Regions from separate parts of the Homo sapiens genome. Here region 2 is linked to region 1. Evidence: chromatin loops called from intact Hi-C (ENCODE). Cell type or tissue: heart left ventricle. All regions are shown on one strand. Links, peaks and the distances in the headings refer to the core of each region. The heading gives the core; the rest is flanking DNA. Region 1 overlaps LOC107984613 (a long non-coding RNA gene). Region 2 overlaps ING1 (inhibitor of growth family member 1).

Evidence for each region. Hi-C counts contacts between places; a loop is a spot of excess contacts. Peaks named below come from ENCODE experiments on the same cell type or tissue, not always from the same donor. Only the 100,000 strongest peaks of a DNase experiment are listed, where the experiment ranks them.
Region 2: it touches region 1 in a loop (6-fold over the local background); 3 of 110 quality-filtered maps call a loop at or near these places.

Annotation. Positions count from the first base shown.
Region 1 is chr13:110,772,598-110,784,257 of GRCh38, reverse strand. LOC107984613 (a long non-coding RNA gene) reads right to left here. Exons shown (of 2, transcript XR_007063873.1): 1 at 8,212-11,660; 2 at 5,913-7,628. Among named protein-coding and RNA genes, the nearest start is that of LINC00567, 35 kb to the left of the region's middle. In heart left ventricle, for the core only: no CTCF peak of the experiment used is centred there; no DNase peak of the experiment used is centred there; H3K27ac peaks cover 316 bases.
Region 2 is chr13:110,721,199-110,732,858 of GRCh38, reverse strand. ING1 (inhibitor of growth family member 1) reads right to left here. Exons shown (of 2, transcript NM_198219.3): 2 at 9,520-11,660. Among named protein-coding and RNA genes, the nearest start is that of ING1, 13 kb to the right of the region's middle. RefSeq lists an enhancer at 6,092-6,231. In heart left ventricle, for the core only: no CTCF peak of the experiment used is centred there; a DNase peak (open chromatin) is centred at 5,928.

The DNA.
Region 1 (11,660 bases), core at 2,016-10,015:
TATTTTGGACCCATGAGGTATTCTAATAGTTGTAAAGCTTCTTTCTTTGAAATTAAGTTTTAATTTTTCAGTGACTCAAAATAACTAAAAACAAAGACTAATAAATAAAGTGATTTATTATACAGAATGAGGCACTTTCTTTGGGACAGGAGAGGGACTTTGATAATAGGGGAGGCTGTGCACATGTGTGGGGAGCAAATATGGGAACTCTCATATACCCCTAAATACACCTCAATTTTGCTGTAAACCTAAAGTGCTCTAAGAAACTAAACATTTTTTAGAAGAATGGTGTTTTGAACGCTGGCCTGAAGAAATTTTCCGAGAAAGAACTCCAAAAGCATTGATCCTGGCAGCACCATGAGGTAAATATGCACCTTGCAAGCCAACCATCTGGACAAGAACACGGTGACTTGGATGGGTCTGTACCAGCACATTTGTTCAAAACCACCTTTACTTTTTGATACGGTTTGACTCTCTGTCCCCATCCAAATCTCATCTTGAATTGTAATCCCCATGTGTCAAGGGAGGGACCTGGTGGGAGGCAATTGAATCATGGGGGTGGTTTCCTTATCATAGTGAGTGAGTTCTCATGAAATCTGATTAAAGTGTGGTATTTTCCCCTATTCTCTCTCTCCCTCTTTCTCTCCTGCAACCATGTGAAGAAGGTCCTTGCTTCTCCTTTGCCTTCCGCCATGATTGTAAGTTTCCCAAGGCCTCCCCAACCATGTGGAACTGTGAGTCAATTAAACCTCTTTTCTTAAATTACCCATTCTCTTGTAGTTCTTCACAGCAGTGTGAAAACAGACTAATACAGGAAATTGATACTGGGAGCTTGGGGAGCTGCTACAAAGATATTTGAAAATGTGGAAGTCACTCTGGAATTGGGTAACAGAGGTTGGAACAGTTTGGAGGGCTCAGAAGAAGACAGGAAGATGTGGGGAAGTTTGGAATTTCCTAGAGACTTGTTGATTGGTTTTGACCAAACTGACCATAGTGATATGAACAATGAAGTCCAGGGAAGTGGTCTCAGATGGAGATGAGGACCTTCTTGGGAACTGGAGCATACGTTACTCTTGCCATGCTTCAGTAAAGAGACTGGCAGCATTTTGCCCCTGCCCTAGAGATCTGTGGAACTTTGAACTTGAGAGAGATTATTTAGGGTATCTGGCTGATATGGTTTGACTGTGTCTCCACCCAAATCTTATCTTGAATTCCCATGTGTTGTGGGAGGGACCCAGTGGGGGGTAATTGAATCATGGGGGCAAGTCTTTCCCATGCTGTTCTCATGATAGTGAATAAGCCTCATGAGATCTGATGGTTTTTAAAGAGGAGTTCCCCTGCATAAGCTCTCTCTCTTTGCCTGCTGCCATCCATGTAAGATGTAACTTGCTCCTCCTTGCCTTCTGCCATGACTGTGAAGCCTCCCAGCCATGTAGAACTGTAAGTCTATTAAACCTGTTTCTTTTGTAAATTGCCCAGTCTCAGGTCTGTCTTTATCAGCAGCATGAAAATGGACTAATACACTGGTAGAAGAAACTTCTAAGCAGCAAAGCCCTCAAGATGTGACCTGGCTTTTTCTGAAGGCATACAGTCATATGGGTTCACAAAGAGATGATCTGAAATTGGAACTTATGTTTAAAAGGGAAGAAGAGGATAAAAGTTTGAAAAATTTGTAGCCTGACCCTGTGGTAAAAAAGAAAAACCCATTTTCTGAGGAAAAAGTCAAGTCACCAGCTGCAGAAATTTGCATAAGTAAAGGGAAGCCAAATGTTAATAGCCAAGACAATGGGAAAAATGTGTCTAGGGCATTTCAAAAATTTTCAAGGCAGTCCCTCCTATCACAGGCCCAGAGGCCTAGGAGGTAAAAATGGTTTCATGGGCCAGGTCCAGGGCTCTACTGCTGATCTGTGCAGCCTCAGGATTTGGTGCCCTGTGTCCCAGCTATTCCAGCTACAGCCATGGCTAAAAGGGGCCAAGATACAGCTTGGGCCATTGCTTTGGAGGGGGCAAGTCCCAAGCCTTAGCAGCTTCCACATGATGTTGGGCCTGCAGGTGCACAGAAGGCAAGAGTTGAGGTTTGGGAGCCTCCGCCTAGATTTCAGAGGATGTATGGAAACACCTGGATTTCCAGGGAGACTTCTGCTGTAGGGGGTGGAGCCCTCATGGAGGACCTCTACTAGGTTAGAGCAGAGGGGAAACATGGGGTTGGAGCCCCCACACAGAGTCCCCACTGTGGCACTGCCTAGTGGAGCTGTGAGAAGACAGTCACCATCCTCCAGACCCCAGAATGGTAGATCAACCAACAGCTTGCAATGTGCACCTGAGAAAGCCACAGAAGCTCAACACCAGCTCATGAAAGCAGCTGTGGGGGTTGTACCCTGCAGAGCCACAGATGTGGAGCTGCCCAAAGTCTTGGGAGCCCACCCCTTGCATCAGCATACCTTGGATGTGAGACATGGAGTCAAAGGAGATCATTTCAGAGCTTTAAGATTTAATGACTGCCCCACTGGGTTTTGGACTTGGATGGGGCCCGCAGCCCCTTTGTTTTGGTCAATTTCTCACTTTTGGAATGGAAGCATTTATCCAATGCCTGTACCCTCATTGTATCTTAGAAGTAACTAACTTGTTTTTGATTTTACAGGCTCATAGGCAGAAGAGACTTGCCTTGTCTCAGATGAGACTTTGGACTTGAAGTTTTGAGTTAATGCTGGAGTGAGTTAAGGCTCTGGGGGACTGTTGGGAAAGCATGATTGGTTTTGCAATGTGAGAAAGACATGAAATTTGGAAGGGGCCAGGGGTGAAATGATATGGTTTGGCTCTGTGTCCCCACCCAAATTTCATCTTGAATTGTAATCCCCAGCCAGGCTTAGTGGCTCACACCTGTAATCCTAGCACTTTGGGAGGCCAAGGCAGGTAGATTGCCTGAGCTGAGGAGTTCGAGACCAGCCTGGGGAACATGGTGAAACCCCATCTCTACTAAAAATACAAAAAATTAGCTAGGTGTGGTGGTGTGTGCCTGTAATCTCAGCTACTCGGGAGGCTGAGACAGGAGAATCACTTGAATCCAGGAGGTGGAGGTTGCAGTGAGCTGAGATTGTGCCACTGCACTCCATCCTGGGCAACAAGAGCGAGATTCTGTCTCAAAAAAAAAATAGAATTGTAATCCCCATATGTCAAGGGAGGGACCCGGTCGGAGGCAATTGCATCACGGGGGCAGTTTCCCCCATGCCGTTCTCATGATAGTAAGTGAATTCGCATGAGATCTGATGGTTTAAAAGTGTGGCACTTTCCCCTTCATCCTCTCTCTCTCCTGCCACCATGTGAAGAAGGTCCTCACTTCCCCTTTGCCTTCCACTATGATTGTAAATTTCCTGAGGCCTCCCCAGCCATGTGGAACTGTGAATCAATTAAACCTTTTTTTCTTCATAAATTACCCGGTCTTAGGTAGTTCTTTATAGCAGTATAAAAATGGACACTTTGTTCCTTTTTTTATATTGAATATGGTCAGTAGACTCCTAAGTAATGGGGATTAAAAATGTGTAAATGAGAAATTTCTGCTTCCAGTAATGACTGAATGGGTAATTTGGACCAGACTCTCTGTGGAGCACTACTAGAAAAGCTGGCAAAACATGCAAACATCTGCTCTGTGGTACGGGTGTGTAAAATGGTCAGGCCAATGAGTAGGCCTAGGGAGGGGAATCTGGTGCTCAGGAAGTTGAAAAAACGTAAAATAAACACAGAGAAGCTAGATGGAAGAACATAATAAAGACAATAATAGAAATTTAAAAATATTAACACTCAGTAAAGAGAATCAAGAAAACTAAAACTTGGTTCTTGCAGAAGTCTAGCAAAATAAATAATCCTCTGGCAAAAGTGACCAAGAAACAAGTGGCAGGGAAGTGGGGGTGGGGGACACAAAATAATATTCAACATCAAAAATGAAAAGGGAGCATATCTACAAAGCCTGCAGAATTAAACATGGCAACAAGAGGATGTCATGCGTAATTTTATAATTATTTGAAAATTAAATGAAGTAGACAAGTTCCCATAAAGTTACAACCTACTGTTGGTAGAACTTAACCCTTTACTGTTCGCCTGAGCATACTCGCTGGCTATGTTTGTGGCTGCAGCATTTACCCCGAGATAATTCTCCACAAAATATCTCACTTTTATTATTATCTTTGCATAGCTCGAATGTATCAACTTTGGAAACAAAATACATCATTCTATTTATAGCATTCTGCTTTTAGTAGTGGTATTTTCCATTTACAAAATACAATAATCCTCAATTGCTGAAAATGTCAAATCCTAGAAAATGTAGAATTCCTACACGTGATGTTAACGTGGTTCTCACAGTTGTTGCTGAAGATTCATTTGATAAATCCGATTTTTCTAAAATAGATGATTCTGATGATGCAGATGATTCTGATGTTAGTTCTGTTTCGAAATAACTCCAAGAACAGTTTTTATATTTTATTTTCACATTGAAAATCATTTAGATTTGCTCCAGCCTCAAAGAGCGTGTTTATGTAAAAGCAAATGAGCGCTGGCAGTGAGCTGGACTTTATTTTTCTAAATGGAAAAGGGGTTAACTTACTTATGACTTCTACCAAACATTTAAGGAAGAAGCTAAAGCCAGTGCTGGGAAAAGAGGGGCCTGATCTCCGCTCGTCTTATGAAGCCGCAAGAGCTTTGATACTTAGTTCTTACCGTAAACTAAATGTTTGTGTCCACCCAAAATTCATACATTAAACCTAATCACCAATGTGATAGATAATGTTCAGAGGTAGGGCCTTTGGGAGGTCTTGAGCTCATGGGGCAGATTCCTTGTGAATGGGATGAATGTCCTTATAAAAGAGACCCCAGAGAGCTCCCTTGCCCCTTCCACCATGTGAGCACACAGCAGGAAGGCTCCATCTATGAACCAAGAAGCCCTCACCAGACACAGACTCTGCCAAAATAATTAAACCTCAGTCTGGGATTTCCCAGCCTCCAGAACTGTGAGAAATAAGTTTCTGTTGTAAAAAGACACCCAGTCCATGGTATTTTGTTATAGCATCTGGAAGACATTTAGACAGTTCTATACACAGTATTAACCAATTTAACTCAGCAGTAAATAAAAAGCGTAACACATTGTGATCAACCGTTGCTTATAGCAGAAATGCAAGGTTGTTTTACTATCCAGCAATCCGGCTGGGCATAGTGGCTCATGCCTGTAATCCCAAAACCCTGGGAGGCCAAAGTGGGAGCATCACTTGAGGTCAGGAGTTCGAGACCAGCCTGGGCAACATAGCAAGATCTCATCTCTACAAAATGTTTTTAAAGTTAGCCAGGTTCAGACCCGGTGCAATGGCTCAGGCCTGTAATCCCAGTGTTTTGAAAGGTCGAGGTGCAAAGATCACCTGAGGTCAGGAGTTCAAGACCAGCCTGACCAACATGGTGAAACCCCGTCTCTACTAAAAATATAAAAATTAGCCAGGCATAGTGGCAGGCACCTGTAATCCCAGCTACTCTGGAGCCTGAGGCAGGAGAATCGCTTGAGTGTGGGAGGCGGAGTTTGCAGTGAGCTGAGATCGTGCCATTGCACTTCAGCCTGGGCAACAAAAGCAAAACTTCATTTCAAAAAATAATAATACTGATAATAATAGTGATAAAATAAAATTAGCCAGGTTCAATGGCATGTACCTGTAGTCCTAGCTACTCAGGAGGCTGAGGTGGGAGGATTGCTCGAGCCCACGAGTTCAAGGCTGCAGTGAGCCAGGGAGCTATGACTGTACCATTGCACTACAGCCTGGGTGACGGAGTGAGACTCTGTCTCCAAAAGTAAAAAGACAATCAATATAATTGCATACATTAACAGAATAAAGGAGAAATATCATATGATTAGCTTAATAGATGTAGATATAAATAGATGCCTTCATTAAAAGTCAACATTTATTAATGATTTCTAGAAAATCTCATAGTAAACTTAAAATGGAAAGAAACTTTTATAATATGACAATAAGTATTTACAGAAAAAAAGTCTACCACAAACGTACTCAATTATGAAATGCTGAGAGCTTTCCCTTGAAGACTGTGAGAAGATAAGAATGCCTTCTCTCTCTTTCTCTTTTCAGCCTTGTTCTGAATGTCCTGCCAGTGCAGAAAGGTGTGAAAAAGATGCTAAATGTTTAAGTATCAAAAAGGAAGAAATAAAACTGCCATTTTCTCAGGAAATATAATTGCGTGTGTAGACCATCCAAAATAATCTACGAATAAATTATCAGAACCAGTAAATTGGTTTATTAGACATAAGACCAACAGGCAAAAATCAACTATATTTCCATATATCAATAATAAACAGTAAGAAAATCAGTTTTAGAAGAGCTAAAACAAGTTAAAATAGTATTGAAAGAACATCAAAAAGTTAGGAATAAATCTGATTGACACACAGTATCTCTAGATGGAAAACCATAAACTACAAGAGTGACAAATTGAAGAAAACCTCATAAAATGGAGAGTTTAACAAGAGGAAGCCTCGTTTTTGTAAAACTATCAACACTCCCTAAAGTATTCTACAGGTCACTGAAATCCCACCACAATTCAAACAGATCTGTTTGTGAAAAATGACAAGCTGTTTCAGAAAGCTTACGTGACTCACAGATCTTGGTTTTTGAACATCATTCTTCACTCTCAGGAACCTGGACTCTGTGGGAAAGAGGCTGACTTCAGGCCAGGCATGGAGAGAGAACAAAGTGGGCCTGTCACACCCTGGACAAAAACAATGATGAGGCAGGTCCAGAGGACATGGCACCAGTGTGTGGGACTCTCCTGCCTCATCTAGGACAATGCAAGCAGCAAAGTCCCCTAAGTTCACACTGATCAAAGTAACTAAACCAATAAGGGAGGGCCAAAGAACTCTTCCTTATCATAGAGAACTGTTTCCTAGGGCTGCTGTAAAAAACACCACAAACCCAGTGGCTTCAACAACAAAAACGTATTGTCTCACAGCTCTGGAGGCTGGAAGTCCCAGATCAAGGTGTCCGTAGGGTTGACTCCTTCTGAGGCTGGGGGATTATCTGTTCAAGCCTCTCTCCTTGGCTTGTAGATGGCTGCCTTCTCCTGGGCCTTCCTATCATCCTCCTTGTGTGTGTCTTTCCACCTAAATCTTCCCTTATTATAAGGACCCCTGTCTTGTTGGATTGGGGCCCACCCTAATAACCTTATTTTATCTTGATCACCTCTGTAAAGACCAAACTCCAAATAAGGGCACATGTTGAGGTGCTAAGAGTTATGAATTTGGGTGCTAGAGGTTATGAACACACAATTAACCCATAACACCAAGGAATAAATGTAGGAACAATGGGGTTAGAAAAATCATCATTTGAAAACCACCATGTTAACAATCAACTCAGATTAGAATCATCAACAAATGCTAAAACTAATGGATTAAAGAATGATGTGTAACAGTATATTTACATAGTATCAAAGTATCTCCCTCTCAGAATAAATACTAATTACAAAAGCAAAAAAAATATTACCTGTACAGAAAAGAGGACTGTCAGACATCTCCTTAACTGTGTGGCGCTGGGAAGCATGTGTTCCTGACGTTGCTCTGAAAAGGGCATCATCTCACTTCTGTGGTTCTCCTGCCAGAAATTCACAACCTCAGTTTAATCAGGAAGAAACATGAGACAACCCCTAGGTGAGGAAATGCTACAAAATCGTGGTCAAAATGTCAAGGTCTCAAAAGAGAAAGCCAGACTAAAGAATCCCCCAGATTAAAGAAAACTGAAGAGACCTAGGAAATAAGTACAACATGTGACCCTGGACTGGATCCTGGAGCAGAATGTTTTTGCATAAAAACATGTTATTGGAACAATTGATTGGTAAAACAATAAATAAAGTCTGAGGAATAGAAAACAGTATTGTACATGTATTATTTTTACATTCTTTTTCTGATTTTGATAACTGTGCCTGTAGTTACTAAGAGGATGTCTTTACTCTTAGTGCATACTTACTGGAATCTTTAGGGATAAAGGAACATCATGACTGTGACTTACTCTGAAATTGTCAGAAAAATAATGTGTATATTACATACATATGGAAGGAGAGAGACCATAAAGCAAGTATCAGCAATTGGCGAATCTAGGTGAAGTATCTACAGAAATTCTTTGTGCTATTCTTGCAAATTTTCTGTAAGATTCAAATTATTTCAACGTAAAAACTTACCAAATTTTTTTAAGTGAGTTATACAAAAATGCAAAGGCCTGGAAGAGCCTTGCAGGATCCAGGCAGGAGCTTGCTCTGCTGGGCAGTCGCACTGCCCAGAGCTGAAGGTCAGAGATGCCGTGGTGGAGGTGGAAGACCGTCTCAGCATGTCCTAGCTGTTATGACACAACACCACAAACCAGGTGGCTTCTAACCACGGAAATGTATTTATCGCAGTTCTGGGGACTGGGAAGTGGAAGATCAAGGTGCTAGCAGATTTGGTGTTGGTGAAGCCTGGTTCCTGGTTCAGGGAAGCCATCTCTTTGCTGTGACCTCACATGGCAAAAGGGATGTGGGAGCTCTCTGGGGCCTCATTTACAAGGGCACTAATCTCATTCCTGAGGATCTGCCCCCATGAACTCCTCCCTCCCAAAGGCCCCAGCTCCTCATTCTATCACATTGGGAATTAGATTTCAGCATATGAAATGTGGGAGGACACAAACGTTCAGACCATAGTGCAGACAAATAAAACACTGAAACAGAACAGACTCCAGAAACACACTGCATGGATGGCCTCCAGGGTTGTGACAGAGGTGGCCCCGCAGAGTGCAGGGAAAGGCAGGACTTCTAATACATGTGATGGGACAATTAAGTATTTATATGAGGTGAAAGAAAAGAGAAAGAGGGAAGAAAGGAGAGAAAGAAAGAGAAGGAAGGAAGGAAGGAAAAGAAGAGGGAGAAAGAAAGATTTAACCTCCACTTGCCTCCATACATAAAAATCAATACCAGCTTACCAAAATGTGAAAAGTGAAACAGTAATGTTTTGGTAAGAAAACACAGCAAAATACCTTCATGACCTCAGAGTAGGGAAGGACACTTTAAGCAGACACAAAAAACTCTACCATAAATGAAAAAGTGCAATTTTGGATGACATTTTAATGAAGAACTCTGTCCTTTATAAGAAGCCTTAAATGAGCAAAAAATCCAAGCCATAGAGTGGGAGAAGATATTTAACTGACAAAGAGATTGTATCTCAATGATACGAAGAACTCCCACAGATATGAAAATAACAGACAACCCCATAGAAAACCAGGAAAGACCTTCACAGGTGCTTTGCCAAAGAGAGTATTAAAGTTGCCAATCGCATATAAAAAAATTCTCACCCTCATTAAGATGAAAATGATTACTTTGAGATTCTACAACACACAGAGAATGGATAACATTAAAAAGAATGACGGTAATACATTGCTGTGGTCCAAATGTGTATTTCCCACCAAGTTCATTTGTTGAAATCCTAACCACCAATTTGACGGCATCTGGAGGTAGGGCCTTTGGAAGGTGGCTAGGTCATGAGGGTGGAATCCTCGTAAGTGAGATTAGTGTCCTTATATAAGGGTTGAGGGCCAGGCACAGTGGCTCACGCCTGCAATCCCAGCATTTTGGGAGGCCAAGGCGGATGGATTGCCTGAGCTCAGGAGTTCGAGGCCAGCCTGGGCAACATGGTGAAACCCTGTCTCTGCTAAAAGTACAAAAATCATCCAGGTATGGTGCCACATGCCTATAATCCCAGCTACTCAGGAGGCTGAGGCGGGAGAATCACTTGAACCCAAGAGGCAGAGGTTTCAGTGAGCAAAGATCATGCCACTGCACTCCAGCTTGGGCAACAGAGCGAGACCCTATCTCAAACAAAAAAAGAAGTGGAGGGGCTTGAGGGAGCCTGTTTGGTCCTTTATCCCTCATGCCATGTGAGGACACAGCAGTGAGGCACCATCTATGGAGCAGAGAGCAGCCCTCACCAAATGGCCTGCTGGTGCCCTGATTTTAGACTTCCCAACCTCCAGAACTGTGAGCAATGTTTCCATGGTTATAAATTACCCAGTCTAAGATCCTTTGTGATAGTAGCTTGAATGAACTATGACACACCTGTGGTGAGGTTGTAGGAAAACAGAAGCTTTCAGACACTGCTGGTGGCCTGTAAATTGGACTACCACCTTGGAAACTGTTTGACTCTACCTACAGAGGTTAAAGATACACACACCCACTTTCACAGCAATTTCCCTGCTAGGTAAATGCACAGCCAAGATTCATGAACATGTGTACCAGAGAAGGGCACTTCACCTCTATTGTGTTATTTCCAAGAGCCCAGAACCCCACTTCAATCGTGAGAAAACAGACAAACCCAGATTGAGGGACATCCTACAAAATACTGACCTGTTCTCCTCAAAACTGTCAAGGTCACTAAAAAGCAAAGAACATCTAGAAAACCGTCACAGACCAGAGGAGGCCAGGGAGACACGGTGACTATACATGAGGTTTCTGAATGGGACTGTGACACAGATAAAGGACATTTGTGAGAAGCTGACAAAACCCACATGACGTGCAGAGTGCATGGTCCATAGCAAGGTGGCATCACTGGTTTCTCGATGCACGATGATAACATAAGATGTTGCCAACAGGGGAAATGGGGTGTGGGCTCTCTATGCGAGAGCGCTCTGTACTATCTTTGCATCCTCTTTGTAAATCTAAATTCATTCAAAACTTAAAAATTTATTTTAATAACAGGTTAGTGGGCATCCACCTGTGTATAATTGGCTGTTCTCTTTGGGTCTAACTTAAGGAGACATTTTCTTTTCTCTCTCCACCTCCACCAATGTTGTGGATTATCTATTCAACGAAATTTCATGGAAATGTATTCCTCATCTCACATTGAGATCCATCCTAAAAGGATGAATCTATAGAAGGGATTTCCTACCGGCTTACATTGAGATGCCATTTCTGTTTCTCTCACCCTGGTGAACCTTCATGGCTTGAAGGAAAGGGGCAGAAACATTTATGGTGAGACTAGTGGAGCGTGTGGGGATTAGAGAAAGAGTTTTCCAAATGGAAAAGGTCTAAGAATTCTGATCAGTAAGAAAAACAGTAGAATTAAGGACATGGACTTTAAAGAAATACATAGCAACCTGAAGGTTTAAGCCATCTAAATAATTATAATTATTTCCCAGAGCAAAAATGTAATAGACAGGCCCATCTGTCTGAATCAACTTTTACAAAACCCAGGGAAGGATTTCTGGTCTGTTTTTTCTGTATGGAAACTCAGCCACAGAGCTCAAATAATTGCAGCTCCCAATACTGTAATCCTGCAGGGGCCCATTTGGGAAGTCCCTTCCAGTCACGGAAACAACAAATCAGGCTTTATACTGAATCCGATTTCCTTTAATGTGTGGTCATTTCCCAAAGGGATCAATCAGGCTCAGAAATGGCCACAGCTGACTGGGCCATGCTGAAGTCTGACCGGTCATCAGCACAAGAAAGGCTCCGTGTGCTCAATCCCCGACCTTGAGTCCCAATCCTCCTGTCTTGTCCAGCAGTCCCTGTTGGGGGTTTAATGATCAAATCTGACAGATACCACACCTGAGCACGCTGGGCAAAGGCGCCATCCCCAGATCACTTCAGAATGAGGAAACTGAGCT
Region 2 (11,660 bases), core at 1,654-9,653, 51 kb after region 1:
TTCCACCCAGATCACACAGCTGGTACGTGCCAGAGACTGAAACCAGGTCCTCTGGCTTCAGGGCCAGCACTCTTTCCCTATACCACATGGCATCCCTCACATTCTTCCATTTTGTCAAAGAATTTCAGTGACTCCCCACCCTAAAAACCAAAATAAATTCCAGATGGATAAAAGAGATATTTGAAAAACATGTAAAGACTGTAAGAGAATATTTTATAATTTTGGGGGTGGGAACAACTTTCTTAAGCAAAATATAATATAAATTCTGTAAAGAAGAGAGCTCAGACATGATGATCTCAAAAATTTAAAGCTTTGTTATGACAAAGATGCCATAAACAAATATAAGATAACAGACTTGGAGAAAATTTTTGTCTGTAATAAATAGAAAAATTAATCATTTTAGAATAAATACAAATGGCCAATACCATCTGAAAAGTTGTACAAAGGCAACAGAAACAAGGGAAGCGCAAATTATATATTCTTAATACATATGTTTATATACCTAAAATATACAATATGAGCCAGGTGTGGTGGCTCACGCCTGCAATCCAGCACTTTGGGAGGCTGAGGCGGGTGGATCACCTGAGGTCAGGAGTTTGAGACCAGCCTGGCCAACATGGCGAAACCCTGTTTCTACTAAAAAAAAAAAATACTAAATTTAGCAGGGCATGGTGGCAGGCAACCATAGTCCCAGCTACTTGGGAGGCTGAGGCAAGGGAATTGCTTGAACCTGGGAGGTGGAGGTTGCAGTGAGCCAAGGTTGTGCCACTGCACTCCAGCCTGGGTGACAGAGCGAGACTCTGTCTCAAATAATAATAATAATAAAATATACAATATGGATATATTATATATGTATGTACTATATATGTAATATTTTAATTATAAATATAATGTATTACATAACTATGTATAAATGTTTTTTCTCAAGACAGGAAAAATTCTATTTGGTTAATATCCAATGACAGCAAAGGTAAGGAGAAGTAAGTACTCACAGATGCTGGTGGGATATATCTTAAAGTAGATAACATAGAAATCTTAGAGGCCTTCCTGGAACTGGGCTTAATCAGATGTCAGCATGGTGGATTAGCATGTAAGAATGGAGTTGCCTTAGCCTCTACAGATGGTGTGAAAACCTTTTTTGCTAAAATTTTATTTCTGTGTATCAATCATAGAGAAATATTCATATGCAGGATGAAAACAATACACAGATATTTATCTCGGAATGGTTTGCCATAAAGAAAAATTTGAAACACTCTAATCATTGATCATTAAAGGAATGTTTCAATTATAGCATATCCATAGGACATAATTGTTTGTGATAGTTAATAACATGTCAATTAATTTTTATGTATTGATATGGAATGACCAACAGGGCAAAGTATTACACAGGGGAAAAAAATTGCTTATTGCAAATCAATACATAGGGTATGATCGCATTTCTGTAAAAGAAAAAGTAAAGCAAAACTGTATCTTTACATAGGTATTGTTCTGGTTATCTACTGCAATATAACAATTCACCCCACAGTGTAATGGCTTAACACAGTGACATTTAATTTGCTCATGAATCTGCCATTTGGGCAGGGCTGGGAAGGGACAGTTTGTTTCTGCTCCACTGGGTGTCAGCTGGAAGCTGGGGCTGGTAGCGCCTTCAAGCGATCTTGCCCATGTATCTGATGGTTGGCACTAGCTACCAGTTGGGACCTCAGCTGAAGAAATGGCTGGAACACCTGTGTGCAGCCCTTCCAGGAGGCAGACTCCCAAGTGTGAGCATCCACAGACAGGAAGGGATCAGTCAGAAACTGTGATTGTTGCGCTGCCTTGGAAGTCTCATGGTGTCACGTCCCATGCATTCTCCACGTTAACCCAGGCATACAGGCTCCTCTGCAGTTAAGGGAGGGAAACCAGGCTCCACTCGGATGGGAGGAGTGTGAGGTTTGTGCACATTTCAAAACCACCCTAAAAGTGTGTGTATCATCTCATAGAAAAAGAGCTGTGGGCTGGTCATGGTGGCTCAAGCCTGCAATCCCAGCATTTTGGGAGGCCAAGGCGGGCAGATCGCCTGAGGTCAGGAGTTCGAGACCAGACTGGCCAATATGGTGAAACCCCGTTTCTACTAAAAATACAAAAATTAGACAGGCGTGGTGGTGCACACCCATAATCCCAGCTACTAAGGAGGCTGAGGGAGTAGAAGTGCTTGAACCTGGGAGGTGGAGGTTGCAGCGAGCCGAGATCCAGCCTGGGCAACAGAGTGAGACTCTGCCTCAAAAAAAAAAAAAAAAAAAAAAAAAAAAAGAAAGAAAGAAAGAAAAAAGAAAAAGAGCTGGAGAGATAGATGCCCACCAACCGCTGATGACTGTTGACTTGGGGAAGTTGGGAGGATTGGGAAATAGAGGTGGTGGGTGAATTGGTTAGTATGCAAACCCAGCTTGAACTAGCTTAAGAACAAAAGGATTTATTGACCTCCATAACTGACAGTTCCAGGGTTCATGTGGCTTCAGGGGTTTCAACAATGCCATCAGGACACTGTATTTCTCTCCATTTTCCAGGCTGACTCTCTGTGTGCTGGGTAAGATACCACCAGGTGTCCAGGCATACATCCTCATGGTTTAGCAGCAACAATGAAAAGACAAAAGGTATTTTTGCTGGTGGCTCCAGAAGAAAAGTCCCAGGAAAGATAGGTAGTGATGGATGTGGGGTACCTGCCCATTCATACCCTGGTCACTGTGGCCAGCAGGGTGGGGCACCTTAATGGACAGACCTTGGTCACATGCCTACCTCTTCAGCAACTGCTTGCCATTTTTGCTCTGATTTCTTTTGTGTTGACACACGGAGAATTCTCTTGTGTTTCCTCTTGGGTATGTATTTAAAACCTTTCCCTTCCCCCATATTTCATACAAAATTTGTATGTGTTTAGGGACTAGCCTAGTCCACCATGTTGAAACGATGCTCTTCATGGCTTCTATAAGATTGAGCAGACCAGCCTGGGCAACATGGTAAAACACTGTCCCTCCAGAAAATACAAAAAACTAATTAGCTTGGCAGGGTGGCGCACGCCTGTGGTCCCAGCTACCAGGGAAGCTGAGGTGAGAGGATCATCTGAGCCTGGGAAGTGGAAGCTGCAGTGAGCCAAAATCTTGCCACTGTTCCATAGCTTGGGCGACAGAGCGAGACCCTGTCTCCAAAAAAGAAAAAAAAGATTGATAGTACCAACTGACTTCCTGCTGTCTGGTTGATAGCCATTAGTTTCCAGATCTTTGTTTCTAGGTTTGACCCTCTGCTTTCCCTGCACTAGAGGAATGTTGGCCTGGCACCCTATAAAAAGATTTCAAGTCGCCCCATCATTGAAGAGAGGAACACAACGCCTTTGGTAATAGAACAATATTTTATCCCATGAACACACTGCAGTGACATAATTTCACAGTAAAGCCAGAAATGTCATTCATTAGCTTCTCCCCTATGCTGGATATTAAGAATATAAATAAAACTGTCATAAGAGTCATTCTACAAAATAACATTATAGAAATATAAGAGGAAATAAAATTAGTAAATCTGTCCATGTATTTTGGTTCCTCAAGAAACAGTATTCCTGGTATTATTAAATTTGTTCTTCTATGGTCTATTTATGTCTTATATTTTTCAAAATTTAGGTTGCACTGCATCCTCAGTGGCAGGAGTTGTAACCTCATGTAAGATCTGCCTCACACCAGTGTCCTGTGAGAGCTTATCACAGTCCTCCCGTGCTGCTTTCCTTTGACCTTTCTAGATCATTCCTGAAGTATGGAGCCACATGCAGTAAGCCTCACAAGCTGTTTCCTAATTGTCCTCACACATTCTATTCCCATTCCTCCCCTGCAGTGCAATCTAGCTGTTACTTCTGTAGACTGGGTTCTTAGCTGCTCATCTTTTTATTCTCCACATCCGACTTGGCACTTTCTAAAGAATTAACGTCTTGACTGGGCGCAGTGGCTCACACCTGTAATCCCAGCACTTTGGGAGGCTGAGGTGGGTGGATCACCTGAGGTCAGGAGTTCGAGGCCAACTTGACCAACATGGCAAAACGCCGTCTCTACTAAAAATACAAAAATTAGCCAGGCGGGTGGCTGTAATTACACGTGGCGGGTGCCTGTAACCCAGCTACTCAGGAGGCTAAGACATGAGAATCGTTTGAACCCAGGAGGCGGAGGTTGCAGTGAGCTGAGATCGTGCCATTGCACTCCAGCCTGGGAGACAGAGCAAGACTCCATCTCAAAAAAAAAAAAAAAGAAAGAAAAAAAAAAGAATTAAACTTCTTGGTCGAGTGTAGTTTTCAAAATTTGCAAAGTGAAATGGTTCTTACCAGCCTTCCAAGATGCCAAGGAAGGTCATCCTTGTATATCTTGACTTTCAACTACCTCATATTATTGAAGATCTTTGTGTCATAAAAGTATTTCATTGTTAGTTGACTTCTAATTTCTCATGTTTATGGAACAGATTGATGGTGCAAAGAGTCATAAATATTTTGAAAATTGTGTATATTGGCCATGGAAAACTATAATTTCCCCTCTTCCATCTAACTTTTACTTACTTTAAAATACAAAAATTAATTTCCATTCCCTGAACACATCCCAATTAAAGGGAAAAGAATTAAGCCAGAGCCAGTAGCTGTCAGGGTGGCACAAGCGTCTATTCAAACACAGCACCTATCAGGGCAAGTGTTTGTTTTTGGTTTTGGTTTTGTTTTTGAGACGGAGACTCGCTCTGTCGCCCAGGTTGGAGTGCAGTGGCATGATCTCGACTCACTGCAACCTCTGACTCCCGGGTTCAAGTGATTCTCCTGCCTCAGCCTCCCGAGTAGCTGGGACTACAGGCAAGTGCCACCACGCCTGGCTAATTTTTTGTATTTTTAGTAGAAACGGGGTTTCACCATGTCGGCCAGGATGGTCTCAACCTTCTGACCTTGTGATCCACCCGGCTCAGCCTCCCTAAATGCTGGGATTACAGGCTTGAGCCACCACACCTGGCCGGGGAAGTGTTTTTAAAATGGAAAGATTTGCTCTAACATAGCACCTGACTGTCCACAACAGACTCCAGCAGCTCAGTGTCCACCACACCATCTACCCCTTGGCCACGGTGAGCCTCGTGGATGGGTCTCCACCTGGTCCGCACTGTGTCTGAACACATCTGTGCTGCAGAGAAAAATCCTTGCTGCGGTGTCCTCATTGCTCTTCCGATTCCTGAATTTTCTGACACTTCTCTTATCTTTCCTGTCTTTGCTTGAGACATAGTCAATTATTGTTACTTGCAACCAAAAGATGCTCAAATAATAGAGAAAATAAGTATTTATCTAACAATTTCTTATGTTAAATAAACACTTTGGGAGACAGCAAACTGTTTCCAGGCATCTTTGTAAATGGATACATTGTTAAACTCTGTGATTGATCATTACATTTGTTTTTATAAAATTTTATAATAAAAATTTTATAATAAAAATAAAATTTATTAAATGTAATAAAAATATTACATTAATGTCTCAAATATTACATGTCTCAAATATGTAATGACATTACATGTCATTACATGTCTCGTTACATTACATGACATTACATGTCTCATTACATTAATGTCTCAAATATTAATCATTTAGAAATATTGCATTTCCAATGGCATACAGATTTATCCAAAAATATTCCCTTCACACAAATCAAACTGAAATTCCCTTTTAGGTGTGTTTTTAGAACTGGTTTCCAAGTTAGAAAAGAAAATGTTTCATGTTTAAATGTCAATTCTTGGATTCAGGCTTTACTCTACACGTCTTTATTAAAGGCCTATGGCTTAACACGAGAGACCCACGGTTCCTAACGTCCACATAAATGAGAACAGGTGCACCCATGAAACAGCATGGCTGATGAAGCGGGGGAGTGGCTCTGGCCTGGAGTAACAGCACTTCATCCTGCCGGCAGCCCCACCACCAACTCACGGAGTGCCTTTGAGGAAGTGGCTTCATCACCCTTGGGCCTCGGTTTCCTCACCCACACAGTGAAGAGATTGAATGAGATTTTCTGCCTACTCTGAATTCAATCAAGAGGTGAGTCAAAAGGAAGTTTAGTAGGCTCTGATTGCTACTAAAAATAAAAATTCGATGTATTTACTTCTGTGTTCTACAACGAGAAATGGAATTGTTTATAGAAAAGCAGCCATGGAGGACTTCCTCCTCGTGCAGCAGGAACCTGGCAGTGACCGCTAACATGCTAAGGGTGGACTTGATTCTCTTTAGCTGTAAGGAATCACAAGTCCATTTTTTAAGAATACATGTGTTAAACTAGAATAATTTGACCAAAAATATTACTCAAATTGTTATCTGTACAGTGCTCTAGCATTTCTGAAGTATTTTCAGACATTAACAAGTCTGGGCCTCCACTCCTGGGATGGGCATTATCACTGTCCTTATTTTGCTTCTGAGAACATTGGGTACAGAAGAGTGACTTCCTTGAGGTTAACCTGTGATAAACTAGTCCTGATTCAAATCTGACTTTGACTCTCATGCTGATTCTAGCACCGTGCATGGCTCCTAGTGAATTGCTTAAAACCTTGCAGGTAGGCTGGGCACGGTGGCTCATGCCTGTAATCCCAGTACTTTGGGAGGCCGAGGCGGGCGGATCACCTGAGGTCAGGAGTTCAAGACCAGCCTCACCAACATGGAGAAACCCCGTCTCTACTAAAAATACAAAATTAGCCAGGTGTGGTGGCGCGTGCCTGTAATCCCAGCTACTCGGGTGGCTAACGCAGGAGAATTGCTTGAACCCGGGAGGCGAAGGTTGCAGTGAGCAGAGATTGCGCCATTGCACTCCAGCTTGGGCGAAACTCCATCTCGAAAAAACAAAACAAAACAAACAAACAAAAACCTTGCAGGTAAATTACAATCCTAAAATTCACTGTAGGGCAAAACAAGAAACTTGAAGTAAGCATCCTGGTTTACCTGGAGGAAAATCAGAAGCATGAGAACTTGGTAGTGCAAATACCCGTGGCTCCTGCAGATCCCTTCATTCAGGCAAAGAAGCCCAGCAATTAAGACTTTTTCGCTCTCTCCTCCCGTGAGACCATGAGCGTTTCTTTCACCTTCTATGGCTTTCTCAGTTGTAAGACCCCCACAGAGCTGGGAGGACAGCACACTCCTGGCATGTTAGGCGTTCAGGGAAGACCAGCAGCAACGCCAGGTCCTGACCATGAGGAGGCCTCCGGGTGCCAGGCGGTGGTCAAGGATGCTGGTTTTGGAGCCAGATGCAGGGCGTTGGCCTTGTGCAAGTCAGGTCCCTGGCTGGAGTCTCAGCACCTTCATCAGGAAAAGCAGCCATTTTTTGGCAGGGTTGTCATAAAATATGAAGTATGCAGTGCTAGCAATGTCTAGCATATAGGAGGCAATAAATGGTGGCTATATTGATATACATACACCACGACACTGAGTACCTTTATTTAAAGTTGCCTGCTGAAACAAGCATTTTCTTGTTTCGTAGAAAATTCTACTTTAATATAAAATATTATACCATTGAAGAGTTTGGATGTGTAACTTGTGATGCCTTAGAAAAATATCCTAAGGGGCTAGGTGCTGTAGCTCATGCCTGTAATCCCAGCACTTTGGGAGGCTGAGGCGGGTGGATCACCTGAGGTCAGGAGTTCGAGACCAGCCTCACCAACATGGAGAAACCCCGTCTCTACTAAAAATACAAAATTAGCTGGGTGTGGCGTGGTGGCGCCTGCCTGTAATCCCAGCTACTTGGGAGGCTGAGGCAGGAAAATCTCTTGAACCCAGGAGACGGAGGCTGCAGTGAGCCAAGATTGCGCCATTACACTCCAGCCTGGGCAACAAGAGCAAAAATCCGTCTCAAAAAAAAAAAAGGAAAAAAGAAAAAGAAAAAAATCCTAAGCACAAAATAAATTTTTCTAACCACTTCAAAAAAAAAAAAAGAAAAAAAGAAAATTTCTACTTTAGCCAGGCACGGTGGCTCACACCTGTAGTCCCAGCACTTTGGGAAGCTGAGGCAGGTGGATCACCAGAGGTCAGGAGTTCAAGACCAGCCTGGCCAACATGGTAAAACCCTGTCTCTACTAAAAATACAAAAATTAGCCGGGTTTGGTGGCACACGCCTGTAATCCCAGCTACTCGGGAGGCTGCAGCAGGTGAATAGCTTGAACCCAGGAGGCGAAGGTTGCAGTGAGCCGAGATCGTGCCATTGCACTCCAGCCTGGGCAACAAGAGCAAGACTCTGTCTCAAAAAAAAAAAAAAAAGAAAAGAAAAAAGAAAAAGAAAAATTTTACTTTAATGGAGTTTACTGGCTCCAGTCAAGATTTAACCTGGGCTGGGCGTGGCGGCTCACACCTGTAATCCCAGCACTTTAGGAGGCTGAGGCGGGCGGATCACGAGATCGGGAGTTTGTGACCGTCTGGCCAACATGGTGCGACTCTATCTCTACCAAAAATACAAAAAAATTAGCTGGGCGTAGTGGTGCATGCCTCTAATCCCAGCAACTCGGGAGGCTGAGGCAGGAGAATCGCTGAACCCAGGAGGCAGAGGTTGCAGTGAGTTAAGATCAGGCCACTACACCCCAGCCTGGGTGACAGAGCAAGACACCGTCTCAGGGGAAACAAAAAAAAAAAAAAAAAAGATTTAACCTGTTACTCAGTTTGTAGTAGCTTCTTTTCAGATTGGGGTTTTTAATTGGAAAAATACCAACCCCATCTTTATGAACAGTCAAGTAATACAGAGTATTTGAGGTAAGGAAAGAGAACTGGCCTAATGATTTTCTTCATTCCAGTTATAGAATTCCTCTCATTCTTTTGGTGGCACAGGGGGCACAGCTCACTAATGTTTGGTTTGTTAGAAAAAAATGTAATAGTTGGATTCTCACTGATGAGCTGCTTAAAAAACAAAGACGGAATAGTTAAAATAAATACTCTGAAACAAAGCCCCTCATAAAAAGCCTCAGGAGGCAATTTTGACTTAGTAACACAACACACATTTGCTCTCCCACCTCCTTCCCATTAGCGGTGTCTTCCTAAGCCCTCCACGAGTTCACAATGAGAGCCTGTGCAGAGAACACGAGTGCCTCAAGAAATGCAGTCACGGACTAGCAATTTTTCCAGATTAAAAAAACCCCGGAAATCTAGCCCCCAAGGTGCTGAGAACTGCCTGGACTCTGCGATGAAAGAGGCACATTCTACACGCTAAAATGGAGAGGGAGGCAGACAGTATCAATAAAACCTCTCTCCATATATGCCAAGGATTCTAGAGCCATAAATTACATTAGATAGAAGGAAAAAAGCTAGATGTCCTCGAGAGCACATCATGTCTTTAGAAGTGCACAGATGAAGCTCTTAATCATTTTGCCTAAGAAAAAGATTTAATACTTTAATGAAATATTGAAGTGTTCAGGTAAGTTCCAGGTAACTTATTACCTGGAACACTACATAAATGTGAACTACAAAAGGATATCACAACTAAATGTGTACTCTTTCTAAAATAATATATAATAAGAGGAAATGGCTTTTACTTTGATAAATGCTTTATTCAGCATTGGCAACCACCGACAGTCTCAAGTATTGAGACAACTCACATAGCTCTAATCACACCAAAAGAGAACCACCAGCCAACGTCCCAGTCACTGGCAAGTGCGTGCCTGCAGGTCTGTGACTCCTGCAGCACCTCTCTCAGCACCTGGGGAGCCTGTCCCAGGAACACCATGGCTGCTCAACACTTCCTTGAACATACAACGTTTCTTTAGTCCAGTTTACAATAGAAAGTATTATATCATAACGAAAACACTTTGGACCCTTTATCTGAACTGTAATAACTTGGTTATTATACAACAAATATGCATTGAACATCTAAGTAAAAGCAACTGTTCTATATTAGATCGCTTTTCAGTAATCTATTTTTCAAAAAGAATTCAGTACCATTTTTGTCCTCATGTCGGGATTCCAGGATCTTTCTATTGTATCTAATCATGATCTAAATCCCAAATCTTGAGTGTTTTAAGTACTTATCTGTGATTTTTTTTTAATGTCCACTGGAAATAACAAGAGTGATTTAAGACTGCCAGTCCAACACGACTCTGTATTGTATCTATTTTTTTTTAAAGAATAAGTGGCTACCCACCTGTCCTTATGAGAAACTTGAAGAAAGCTAGAGAAAAATTATCCAACATTTGAATATGCCAGTGCATTTATTTATTGGAACCACCCTCTGTGAAACATACTTTAAAAGTGTAGAACTATAGACCAACTGTTAAGCAATTTATTCAAGATCAAGCCCTTAAAGGACAGGGCTGGGCTCCTAGATTGCAAGGCTTGGCCTCTGAGCCATCTCTCTTCACCAGTTGTCTACACCAAAACTGAATATGAAGAAATCCAGGATGAGCAACTGCATTTCATTGAATCTTCATTTCTATAACTTAATTTGCATTATTACCTCCAATTAATATAGAAGTGAAAAATTAGCATGAAATTTTATATAAGCAAAGACTCAAGCTATTTTTATTGTCACTGGATGTTTATTAAGTATTTTAGTTTCATAACTTATTTTCATAAACCTTTTGTTCACTATTTGTTTGGGTAAATCTCATCAAATTTAAACACCCGAGACTCTTAAATGTTCTGGAGTTTTGTGGGAAAATAAACACCTATTTGTAAGTATTGATATGTAAAAAGTTCAAATTTTAGTATATGACCAACTACAATTTGCATTTCTCTACCAAGTAACCCTCTATAATGGAATTTCACTGTAAAACAGACACTTATGTCCAGCACAAATAAAGTTCACAATAATTGTTTATCACAAGTAAACAATCAGCAAACTTAATGTTTTACTTATAATAAATACATGCCATATACTTAGATTCTAGAAAGTCATCACTCACTACTTCTTTGTGGTAGGTAGCTTCACAGAGACTGTGAAACAGATCATGGAAAGAAACTGATTTTACCATGTGCGAAGTTAAAGGGAACCACGTATCACTCAGCGCACGGTGGCTCACGCCTGTAATCCCAGCACTGTGGGAGGCCGAGGTGGGCGGATCATGGTCAAGAGCTCGAGACCATACTGGCCAACATGGTGAAAACCCATCTCTACTAAAAATACAAAAATTAGCTGGGCATGGTGGCACGCACCTGTAGTCCCAGCTACTCGGGAGGCTGAGGCAAGAGAATCGCTTGAACCCGAGAGGCAGAGGTTGCAGTGAGCCAAGACTGGGCCACTGCACTCTAGCCTGGAGACAGAGTGAGACTCCATCTCAGAAAAAAAAAAAAAAAAAAAAATGAAAACTCCAGCCGGGCACGGTGGCTCACACCTGTAATCCCAGCACTTTGGAAGGCTGAGGCAGGTGGATCACCTGAGGTCGGGAGTGCGAGACCAGCCATGACCAACATGGAGAAACCGCGTCTCTACTGAAAATACAAAATTAGCCAGGCGTGGTGGTGCATGCCTGTAATCCTAGCTACTGGGGAGGCTGAGGCAGGACAATCGCTTGAACCTGGGAGGCGGAGGTTGCGGTGAGCCAAGATTGCGCTATTGCACTCCAGCCTGGAACTCAATCTCAAAAAAATAAAAAATAATAAATGAAAACTCCACTGACCCTTTCAATATGTGGGCAAATCAATGTTAGATGCTAGTCTAAATCAGAGGTCAGCA